3 separate regions of the Mus musculus genome follow, and regions 1 and 2 are each linked to region 3. The links are chromatin loops, found by intact Hi-C in ENCODE. Cell type or tissue: heart. All regions are shown on one strand.

Region 1 (4,000 bases), 330 kb before region 3:
ATAAAATAAAACAAGAGTGTCTAAACCATGAATCTTGTCACTCGCGTTCTTTGAAAGCTCAGTGTCTTTGTCACCATGATGTTCCTCTGGATATTTGTTATAGTTTATTCACAAATACCTCATGGTGGCTCTGGATGAATAATTTCAGATGCAGGGACCCTGCCTGGGGGATGTAGCCCAGGAAAGGCAGGCCACACATAGCTACTGGCGAAGCACTTGATTAAACACATCCTGCATGGGTCTCTATGGTGTGAATTTGTTACCCTCACTGTATCTTCAAGAAGCCAGATGATCATGACCAACCTTGAAATCGCCTATGTGGTCCTGTTTCTTTGTCTCCTATGGGTGACCCTTTCAGCATCTTTAAAAAAATCAAAATCAAAGCGCGCTGGTTTAGGATACTGAAGCCAGTGGTTCTTCCCAAGATAGAACTTTGTGGTTCAAAATAAGTTGTTCAGACACCTTGAGCTAATAGTGCCTTGTAACATGAGACGCTGGGTGAGGATTTGACTCTTAACAGGCCTGCCTTCGCTTTGGCAGCAGGAACTTAAAGCAAAAACAAACCTTGCCTTAGGCTGGGGGGGAGCAGATAATGTACTGATATGCTTACAGTGGGGGGGGCAGATAATGTACTGATATGCTTACAGTGTGTGTTGGGGGGGAACAGATAATGTACTGATATGCTTACAGTGTGGGGGGGGCAGATAATGTACTGATATGCTTACAGTGTGTGTTGGGGGGGGAACAGATAATGTACTGATATGCTTACAGTGTGTGTTAGGGGGGCAGATAATGTACTGATATGCTTACAGTATGTGTGGGGGGCAGATAATGTACTGATATGCTTACAGTATGTGGGGGGTGCAGATAATGTACTGATATGCTTACAGTGTGTGTGTGGGGAGAGCAGATAATGTACTGATATGCTTACAGTGTGTGTGTGGGGGGGGAGCAGATAATGTACTGATATGCTTACAGTGACATCCAGTCAGAGACTTAGTGAGCCTGGGCCTCCAAAACCAGATGCCCAGGCAGGCCTGTGCACCAGGACTTTACCTGCTTCTTACTCCAGGCAGGGACTCTGCAGGCTGAGGGGGTAGGTAGCTAGTTGCCCCAAATCTGAAAAGCTGTGGACCACATGGCTGAGTTTCAACCCCAGGTCTCCTGACTCAAAACCAATTCTCAGGACTTGCCCTTCCCCCTAAATATATGTGCCCCAAATTGTCACCAGATCTCAGGGAAGCACTAGCTCTGTCTGGAATAAACACCAGCCTCACGGCAACCCCGTCATTACCAGATCGCTGATTCTCGTCTGGGTCTTGTGGCTTCTTGGGTTTTTCTCTGGTGTTTCGCTCCCAAGTCTTCCCCCCTTCCCTCTGATTATGCATATGTAAACAGTCAGCGTGGTGGCCCACAGGCTGCAATCTCTGTTGCTCATCAGGTGCAGTCAGTTTAGCCTCAGGCCTCTGCCAGAGGCCATTCCCAGCTCTTCCCACTGCCTGTGGCTCTGTCCTCTTTCTTTCTGCCACAGCACCTATAGAAAGATCTCTCAGAGGGTCCTGAGGGAGGAGACTTGAGGTTCTTCCCTTGGGCAAACAAGGGCTGGGTGGATGACATAATCCCTTTTAAATCTTAGAAAAACAGCCCTGTGGCTCTTGGCTCTCTTGGGCTCTCATTTGGGTTGCCTCACGACACTGGGCAGGAGGCCAGGGAACCCAAACCCAAGCCCAGAGACTCCAGCTCTCCAGGGAGTTCTAGCCTGGGCTGTCTGGTGTGGCCTGTTCCTTTCACACAAAAGCCAGTGAGTCCACACAATCTCACCCTGAGATTGGTTGAGGCTCTCCCCCCATGGCCCACAAGCCTGAAATTGCTTGATCTCATATTGATGTCCACTTCTCCTCATTTGTTTTTGATACACAGCTTGACTTGACCCTCTGACACCAGAGAACTTATAGATCTTGCTCTGGCCTCAAGGGAGGAGAAAAACCTCAAAATCGATCAGGACTGGAGTAGATAACACTCCACTGTGCCTATCAGTGGGATTCTACTGAGCCACCAGGAGTACACACAAGGGTAAGATCAATCTAAGAGACAGTGAGCATTGTATTAGTTACTTACTGGTACCCAAATACCTGAGACAATGTCTATGAGGAAAGATTTATTTTGGTTCACAGTTTCAGAGGGTCTCAGTACAACACGATAAGTGAGGCATGGTGAGAACAATTGGCAAAGAAGGTGTTCATAGTGCAGTGGGTCAAGAGAGAGGAGGAGGGAGGGAGGAAGGGCATAGGACAGGAGTGGAGAGGGCAGGAGGAAGATGAGAGAAAGAGCTGGAGGAGGGAGGAAGAGAATGAAGAAACCAGAGTGTGGCATTTTGCAAGAAAATGGCCCTCACTGGCTCATAAGGAGTGGCATTATTAGGAGGTGTGGCTTTGTTGGAGGAAGTCTGTCTCAGTCAGTTCCTGTTGCCTGCTGACCCAGATGTAGAACTCTCATCTACTCCTACATCATGCCTGCCTCCATATCACCATACTTCTTGACATAAGGATAACGGACTGAACCTCTGAACTATACTCAGCCCCAATGAAACGTTTTCCTTTGTAAGACTTGCCATGGTCATGGTGTCCCTCACAGCAATAAAACCCTAACTACAGCACAAGGCCTGGGACATAAGCTTCAAAAAACCTGCCCCCAGCCAGTTAGTTCCCACTTCTTGAAAGTTCCAGCACCCCCCAAAATAGCACCACTAGCTGGGGACAGGTGTTCCACACCATGGGAGACAGTTTGTGTTCACACCATAATGATCATCTGTGCAAACTTCAAGAACCGGTAAGAATAACCTGTACTGATAGGAGTCAGAGCAGTGATGAGCATAGAACCCAGGAGGGTGGTAGGGTCAGCACAGAAGTGTTCTGAAGCTCCTGTGCCCAATGGGGTAACATGCAGGCATAGGTGTGCATGTGAAAAATACACCCAGCTCTTGAAAGTCCTGCAGTACACTGTGTGAGCGCTACAGCTTGATAAAGACTTAGAAACTGCACAAAGGTCAGGAAGAGTCAATGGAGGAGAACTGAGGTTCAGAGAGAAGAAGAGGTGTGATCAAAGGAAGCCAGGAGAGCATTTCAGCTGTGGGGCTATAGGACCTCGAAGATTCCATGGGAAGATTATTTGGGGCAGGGAGATCTGTGAGAGAACCTCAAGCTCTTAGGGTAAATACGGCAGGGTCTGGCAGGGAAAGGAACATGGTTTGGAGACTGGAAAGAGTCCTCCTCAAGAGGCTGAGTCCCAAGGGGCAGCAGCACAGGGTGGGAGTGTCATTCCTGTGGGAAGATTTGAGACCCCGGAGAGCTGCCTAGATTGGTTGTTTCTGGAGATGTCAATATGTTTTCAGTAAGAGATCAATATTGAAAGTGAGATAGCTCTAGAGCAAGAATCAGCTACCTGGGAAATCCCAGTTTGGTCATTTGCCAGTTGTGTTTGGGAACCCAAGAGATAATTTAGAGAAAGGGAGGGAACGGGAGTTGGTCCAGGCTGGGAATTGTGGGAAAACACAGGTTTCTCGAAGAAAGAGTGAGCCCAGTGGTAGAAAATGTGTTTCTAGAATCACAGTCCTGGAAAAAGAGTATAAAAAGTAGGTGGCAGGAATATGTGCAATAATCAGTGGCTTTAAATGTTGTAAACGTGGTGAAAGACACCCGGAAAAACCCACAAGAAGTCAGCTCAGAATTGCCTTTACCTATATTTACATATACCCAACTTTCAAAACTGTAAGGCAAAGGCTTTGCCTTAGAAACAACAATGGGCGAGAACTTGAGACTTATAGAATCACCATGTAAAGACCAGTCATGTTCTCATAGGGAACTAGGCTATCTGGGAACAATGAAACTGTTTTATTTATATATATATAAGTTTTTGATGGAACTAGAGAGATGATTTTGCAGTTAGAAGCACTTGCTGCCCCTGAACAGGACCCAGGCTCAGTTCCACCACCCTACATGGT
Region 2 (4,000 bases), 230 kb before region 3:
GTGTTGCGACCTGCCGTCCCAATCAATGTTGGGCCATCTTGGTCATTTTGGTGTTTGTATGCGGATCTAACGTCACGGTGACACAGCACAGCCCCATGCTAAAGTCTAGCTTCTCAAGTGAATCCTGAGTGAGATCAAAGAAGCCATTGGTTCCCAGGGAAGCTGGGGTGTTCAAGGCAAAGCCTTGCTCCTGCTGGAGGTCAGGGGTGATCGCTACAAGAGCGCACAGGGCAAGGGCGTGGATGAAGTCAAGTACACCGCCGATCCAGGTCTGTCCTGACCAAGGTCTGTGAAGCAGTACTGTGCCTTGGCCACTCGGCATCCCACCCATGCAGCCCAATCTGCTACTGCTACTCTGGGAGTCCAAAGCCAGCAGCAAGTATTCTGCGCCCTCAGCGTGGAGCTAGGCGCCTCATACTTGGACTAGAAAAGAACCATACAGGGGTGGGAGGTGGGGGTGGGGAAGCGCTGGTGTTTCTTTGTAGGAGCAGGCTGCTCTGGAGTCTTCCGATTCTGCAACCCTGGACATGCTAAAAGAAAATATACAGGCACTGGGGAAAGCAACGGGTTGGGCTATGTGCTCTTTTTTAGGTCCTAATTAGGAAGCCGGCCTGGAGGCGGAGGCTCTTGCATCACCAGGGAACAAGGCAGTCAGGGGAGCTTCCACCAAGTGCCTCAAGTCAGGTAGCCGCGGGCCTTTGGGCCCATTCAGCTTTCTCTGGCTGTGTCGGAAGAACTCCTGGGACCGGATTTGACAGCAGAGAAGAGCAGCGTGGGAAGGGCCAGTGGGTCACTGGTGCCTTACTGAGGCTGCCAGCGGATATGGAGGGAGGGGAGCGAGTCGATGGCTAGAGATGAGAACGAAACTGGGCAACACCAAGTCAGAACACAAATGAGAAATTCATTTCCGCCTGTGTAATCTCTCCAAATTCCAAAATCACTTTATTCCAATTATTCCCCAGGCCAGCCAGCCCTACCTCTCCAAGCCGCGGGAGCATCTTTCTATTATTTATTAATCTTTGCACATCTATGCTTTTCTGAAGGGTTGGTAACAGTTTAGCGCGGAGGAGCGTTTGTCGCGCATGGTCGTGCGGTCCGGAGATCACCTACCTGGTGAGACTAGGGCGACTGCAGGCTCAAGCTCTCCGCTCTCGCCAGTGCATTTCCTCGCAAAGCTGGAGCAAGCCTGATTCACGAATCATCCCTCGCTGAACTTTTGCCCGAGCTTGGAGAGGGTGGAGCTTTCCTCCACCCCTTTTGCCTAAGGGTGTTTGATTTTTATGTTTTGATTTTTTTTTTTTTAACCCAGCGCCAGAGCTTTTCGAAGTCTCTGGGAATATGAGTCACCACTGACAGTAGAGATCTTTGGTGGCACCATGCGGTGGGCGAAGACGATTGTCTGGGGGATCCAGGGCCATGGCTGGGAGAAGTCAAGGTAAAGGCCAGGCGAGGCTACAAACCAGGCTAAGTCACTGTGATAGTGGGGTATCCATCTATGGCTCCCTCTCCCGGACAACTTGCCCTGCTCCTCGCCAGCCTTAGCTGGACCTCCTCTGCCAGACCAAAATCCCCAAGGTGGCTGCCCTGCACCTGCCACTTTGGCCTCTGCTCCAGCTCTGGCCAAATACTTGGAAGATGGGACACTAAATTTCTCGCCTGGCTCACAGCTTGGCCAGTTGAGCGCGCGCCGCATCCCGCACGAGCGGTTGCATGGGTGCCGGGTAGGCGGCCTCGGCAGCCCCGGGGTTGGGGATTCCTGTTTTTGGTGCACGGATGGTGATGTGTGGAATGTTGAAGGCAGAGATCACCTTCAGGGCGTCATCCTTCACGGACTCGCACAAATTCAGCAACTGCAAAACATGGCACAGAGGGTCAGGTCAGATGTGGGCGCAGTCAAGGAGGACTTGTCGTCTGCCCCTCAGAAGTGCAGAAAATGTGGGTTCCCCACAACACAGAAAGTTATTGTTTCTAAACAAGCTGTGACTTCTTTAAAATCTCTAAGACTCTGACCCCCAGGTCCGGTCGAAACTTAGAGGGGTTTTTCCCCCCCAACCCCCGGTAAGGGACTGAGGGTAGCGGCTCTTTGCTAAGATACTTCGGTAACTAGAGACCTAGCTCTGAGAATTAATGCTGCCTTCTCTTCATTCCTTCCTTCTTCCCGCCCTTCCTCTCCACCTCTGGAGTGCCACCCTCTGGTGCACAGAGGCAACTGACGAGAACTTCTGACTAGATGAGCCATTGAAAAGATCTGCCTCGTCTCACCAGAAGGGTGCCAACAGAGTCTGGAAGGCAGTAAGGAGGGTTTCAGAGACTGCTGCGGACCACCAAACAAACCAAGGCTCGGCGTTAATCACTTTCCGGCCTCTCCAGTTGCGCAGAATCAACGAGTGGTCCATCCACTCTGCTAGGCAGTGGAGGTCCATCAGGACAGACTTCCCAGAAGAAGGGAGGGAGGTTTCAGGACAGGGCTGTGTTTCTATTTCATTTTCTATGATTTAGATGCCAGTACCGACCCGCCCACTCATCCCTGCAAGAAGCCAAAATAAAGGATGATTTTTCTAGATCTGAACAAGGGGAGAGACCTGTTTTCCCTTCCCCTAAGCAAATTCATACTGTACTCTGACATTTGAGGTCTTCGTTAAGCTATACATGTCTTGGACTGACTGATCACAACAACCTCCAGGCTTCATAGTTTCTTTTTGTAGCTTTAAAAACACTTTTATGGGCCCAACTTTATCCTTGTGTGCTATCTATATTTTAAGACCCCCCCCCATCTGCCCTCCCCAAAAGAAAGAGGAAGAGGAGGAAGAAGTGTGAAGGGGAGTGCAATTCAAGGCCCTCTTCCTTCAAAATGCACCCCACTTCCCAGTGATTTCTAATGAAAAGCTTCGTTCTTCACACACCTTGGTTAGGCACCATCAAATAAGTTCCGAAATGACTTTGATCACATTTGCAAGATGCGACAAGACAGACTGTCACTAACCAAGATTTCCAAGTCTGTAATTAATACTCTTGACAAATCCCCAACTAATCTGTCAACTCTTGATGCTTTTTACCACACATTTCAAAACCACAAGATGGTCTACCCAGCCCCTGAACTTGCCACGTGTACTCATGTAATTATTCAAGATAATGCTCCCTGTGGGTTTCATTAAGGCAGATAGGCCAACTCTTGTCATGCAGCGGCCAATGGGGGAAACTCACTTTGAAAGAAGGCTTGTGAAAGAACACAATGTGTTTGGTTTGTCTAGTGTGAAATATAGACTTAGAGGTAGAAATTATGGAAAGTGATTTCTATTTGCTATAAGAAAGAGTTAAAAAAAAAAAGGAAAGACCAAATGCTGATGAAGAATGGTATTTCTGTGCTCCTCATTCTCCAGGAGTGAGACCCCACCACGGGTGTCAGAAAAGAGCATTGAACTGGCTAGGGAAACCAAACGTTGACTGCCAGGATAGTTTCTAAACCTCAGGCTCTGGAATAGCCTGAAGCACCCTCTGGCTTTCCCATCCTTATATCAACAGAACTCAGAATATGTAGCTGGAGGGGTGAGGTGGGGCGGGGCGGGGCTTCCACGGAGCATGCCCATTCGTCTTTTCCTATCAGGAGCATAATCTTTAACCTCCTTTTACTCCCAGTATTCGAACTGTGGTACTGTCCTGCATCAGAGACCACACAGGACTTGAAAAGCTTACGTGCATACTACACACTGCAGACAGTCATGGCCTCTTACAGCAGGAAGCTACTGCAAAGTTTCAGGGCCTCTAAAAAAAAAAAAAAAAGGCGGTTTGGGTAGGGACCTGGAGATATGGCTCAATGGTTAAGCACACTTGCTACTCTTGTAGAGGACCTGGGATCAGTCACTGACACCCACATGGTGGCTGACAGCTGTCCCTACCTCCAGTTCCAGGGGATGGAGTTCCCTCTTCAGCCCCCTCATCCTCACCCTGGGCACCAGGGACATATATAGTGAACATACATACATGTAAGCAAAAATAAATC
Region 3 (4,000 bases):
TTAGAAAAAGCCAGCAGCCTACTATAGAGCCACTAGATGGGGTGGAGGCCTAGATTCTGGCCCTGCCACTAGCCAGCTGACATCTGACAAATTCCAGTTTGGGTAGAATCTCTATGACTTTCAATGTAGACAATTTTTAAATCTTTGGTTAAGCTCAGTTAATCAAAGCAAACATGACTGTATACCACACAGTGATCCAGGAGCAGCTGTGGCTAGGGCTTATGCAAGACACTCAAAGACTTATCACCTGAAAACTACCCTGCCTGCACGGTAAGAACTGGACCCTAGTGAACTGTGAGCCCTGACAAACCCTGGACAAACTGCTATGTTGTTTTAGATCACAACATTTCTCAACTAAATACAAGACTCATGAGAATATCCACCTTACAGGACTGCCGAGATGAACTGTGATTGCTCATAGCATGCTTCAAATGCTGTCCCTTAACAGGAAGCTCTCAACAAAAGCCAGCCACAGTTGTGGCTTTTCTCTTTCAATCCCTTTCTCTGTGAATCTACTAAAGCAAGGGACAGAAACATGACAGAGTGAAATGTGAAGAAAAGGGACAGTCCCCTTCACAGGGACCATCTTACATGGAAATGGCTTCAGGCAGAAACACTGAGGAAAACCTGCCAGCCATCGGTTGTCATTGTCCAACCTTCCAGGTGGCACAGACGATGATTCCCAGTGACAGGTGACAGTCTCCATGAAACAATGCAGCTCCCTACAGCTGTAGCCCAGATACCCTCTGTCCCAAGTAAGTGGGCCACAGAGCTGAGGAAGGCCAGCTTCCTTCCTAGCAGGACCCAAGCAAGGAACATCTGAAAAACAGTCCACAGCCATGTGTCCCAGTCCCCATGGCTGCCGTGGCTGTACCTGGAGCCTCAGAAGGCTGGGTTCCCAGAGGCCTGTTTGGCCTCTGATGACTCACTGACAAGCAGTGCTGATCCTTGAACTGCTGGCACAGTCACAGCAGCTAAAGTTCCCTATGCCACATCAAACAGGGAGGAACGCCCAAGGACTTCCCTCTCCTTCAGCACTGAAAAACTCCACTCCTACCACAGGCGCTGAGAGTGTCCATCTATCTGTAAGCACGACCTAGCTGTGTGACTCAAGAAAGATGGGCTGCATGCCAACTCTAGGTCACTCTGCCAGGGATCAAGAGGCCTTACTCGGAAATATTTCTATAAAAGAGGGGGTGGGGCGCAGCTGAGCGACCGAGTTTGTATTCTTCATGTAGGAATTCTTAGATTCAATCCCAACCATGGAGAGCAGTGGGGCTTAGTATAGAACACAATCTCCGAGGTCCCTTCCAACCCACAATACCCTAGGGCTTTCCTTCTATAAGGTGCTAGCCCTGGATCCCGACCACCACCTGCCCCTGTCCCCTTGCCAGGGTAACCCTGGATGCTCCCTTTCAATGGTCTAGTTTCTTTGGTACACTCTGAGTCTCTGTGGGGTATGCACCAGGTCATCTCTATCATCATCGCAGTGCTGAAAGGGAACAAATTGGGCCCATATAAAAGGAACTGCGCTCAAAACGGTAGTTCTTCCACACACTTTCAACACACAAGCTTATCTCTAGCTGTACTGAGCTCTGGCTCCTCACTTTGGAGGAAAGTGCGGCAGATTAATCTTTTAAAAGATAAATATTGCGGTATATATGTCTTTAATCCCAGTAACTGGCCTGAAGAGGCAGGGATATCTCTCTGAGTTAGAGGCCAACCTGGTCTATAAGGGGAGTTCAAAGCCAGGCAGAGATACATTGCAAGACCCTGACTCAAAATAAAGATAAATGTTTACGTTTCTGTTGTAAAAACATAAGCAATTGCCATAGAGTCAACACGACAATGTGTAAGCATTTTTATACCCATCCAAAGTGATACAACGGGCTTTGGTTTTGTTGGGTTCATTTGATTTTAGGAGACATTTATGAGTCAAATTATGCCCTGGAGTCATCAAAATAACCATAGCTTATTTACAAGCTTGATCTTGAGCCCAGCAATCACACAGCTGAGGCTCCCCCACTCTCACAGTGACCATTGCCCTTTTAAAGTCAGCACTTGTGGTTGATAAGAAGCCGAATAAACCGCTGACAACGGCAAAATTCCAGCCACTTCTGACACCCAAAGCAAAGCAAATAAGCAGTCAGGAAACAATCCGCAAATTGGTCTTTGCTGCCCTCTGGTGGTTGGTCCTGGGAAGGTTCCACGCCATAGTTGACACAGATGTACCCTTACCCCAATCTCCCATCCCAGGACCATCTACGCTAAAACCATCATCCCACCAGAATTCTCACCCACAGAGCAAGTCCTGGTATTCTGCTCTCTTCTCCCTCTCCCCCTACCATTCTCTTCTCTCTCTCTCTCTCTCTCTCTCTCTCTCTCTCTCTCTCTCTCTCTCGGAAAAGGAATAATACAGCCCAAGCAGCTTAATGTTCACTGAGACCGTGCTTTCTCTAAAAAGACAACTAATGAGAGATGAGCCACGAATTTCAACTCTCCCACGCTGCTCTCTGAGAACAGATGAATGGTGAGCTCACTTGACACGTGTTAAAAGAGTATGCATCTGTTGAATTTCTCTCTAGTTTTAGCAAAACACACACCATGCATGTTTAGGACACTGACATAGGAACCCACTACCTCTCTTAGCTCTGCCCTCTATTAGGCCAAGTTACATGAACATTAGCAAAGGCTTTCAACTCTAGCCATGCCCATTCAGTACAGCTCCCACCCTGAGCCTTCCTGCAAGATCTCACCGAGGTGCTACCTACCTCCAGGCTCCTCCCGTACTCCCAGCTACGGCATGGTTCTAATGTGATCCAGAGAGATGGGTTGTTTTCTCCACAGTGTTGCACAGATCTCCATTAATCACTAAAGCCTACAGTATGGTGGAGGGCAGAATGGAGAGACAGAGCAAGGGGAGGAGAGAGGAAAGGATGGATGAATGGGCAAATGGGTATGCATGGAGGGCTGTATTTGTATATTGGCAAATGACTGAAAAGATAGAATAATGTAAAAATTGATAGGTGGAAGGTATATGGGCAGATGGATATGTATGTGGGTAGGTTCTGGACTGGTAGATGATTGATGAGTGGCTAGGTAGACAGAAGGGTAAATGGAAGGACAGAAAGAAGACCGGGGGAGGCTAAAAATCTTCCATGGTGTTTAGCACTTAATTAAGCCTTGCACTGAGACTGAACCAAAAAGGCATAGTCCCTGCTCCCAGTAAATATTCTGTCACTAACGGTAAAATCTATGCTAGAGCAAGACCCAAGGGACCGCTCCATCACTAGCTCAGGCAGCATGGCTGCTGTTGTCTGCAGCCCCCTCACAGCCAGCACTGCTCATTCACAAAGTCCTCCCACCACTCACAGTGGGTCTGAGCATCCACGCCAAAGGTGAGCTTGTGTTACTGTCCCTATTTGTCACCCTTGCAACCTCAGGTGCATTTAATAACCAGTGTAGTTGAACTTGGTCTTGTGAGCTTCCACATCCCTGTCATGTATGTATGTGGTTTTGGTATACATAGGTACTTATGCAAGCCCTATATATGTGCAAACTCCTTATATATGTGCTGTGTCTTACAGCAGTTCTGTCTTGTTTGGTTTGGTTTGGTTTGGTTTGGTTTGGTTTGGTTTGGTTTGGTTTGGTTTGGTTTAGAAATGGACTGACTCTGAATCCTGAGGCTAGGTGGACAGAATGAAAGCCCAGAAAAGCCGGATCCAGAGCCCTGCTCATTCATAATGGCCTCGCTACAGCATCTGGAGCAGACACAGCATTCCAGCTGTTTCCGTTCATGTTGATTCCACTCAGTAATCTCACCTGACAACCTCACGTTAGGTGCCTCTCTTTGCCTAGTTCAGGGCTGGGTCCTGGGGTAAGGAAAGGATGACTCCCATCAGCTGCAGCCTTGACTGACAGACAGCCTGTGGAGGGGGACCCATTGGGTTTTTTGGCATGTATATCAGTCTCCTGAGGTAGTGAAACAGACCAAATAACT

What was found. Peaks named below come from ENCODE experiments on the same cell type or tissue, not always from the same donor. Only the 100,000 strongest peaks of a DNase experiment are listed, where the experiment ranks them.
Region 1: it touches region 3 in a loop (2.2-fold over the local background); 3 of 42 quality-filtered maps call a loop at or near these places.
Region 2: it touches region 3 in a loop (9-fold over the local background); 25 of 42 quality-filtered maps call a loop at or near these places.

What each region holds. Positions count from the first base shown.
Region 1 is chr2:128,215,673-128,219,672 of GRCm38, reverse strand. No RefSeq gene overlaps it. Among named protein-coding and RNA genes, the nearest start is that of Gm14009, 48 kb to the right of the region's middle. In heart, no CTCF peak of the experiment used is centred here; a DNase peak (open chromatin) is centred at 1,702.
Region 2 is chr2:128,120,798-128,124,797 of GRCm38, reverse strand. Acoxl (acyl-Coenzyme A oxidase-like) reads right to left here. Exons shown (of 18, transcript NM_028765.3): 18 at 905-1,850. The coding sequence ends at 1,662. Among named protein-coding and RNA genes, the nearest start is that of Bcl2l11, 3.2 kb to the left of the region's middle. In heart, CTCF peaks have their summits at 1,506 (motif pointing left) and 2,190 (motif pointing left); DNase peaks (open chromatin) are centred at 727, 1,177, 1,627 and 2,197; H3K4me3 peaks cover 2,424 bases; H3K27ac peaks cover 1,872 bases; H3K27me3 peaks cover 701 bases.
Region 3 is chr2:127,887,768-127,891,767 of GRCm38, reverse strand. All of the region lies in intron 8 of Acoxl (acyl-Coenzyme A oxidase-like), which reads right to left. Among named protein-coding and RNA genes, the nearest start is that of Acoxl, 35 kb to the right of the region's middle. In heart, a CTCF peak has its summit at 2,182 (motif pointing left); a DNase peak (open chromatin) is centred at 2,127; H3K27me3 peaks cover 1,334 bases.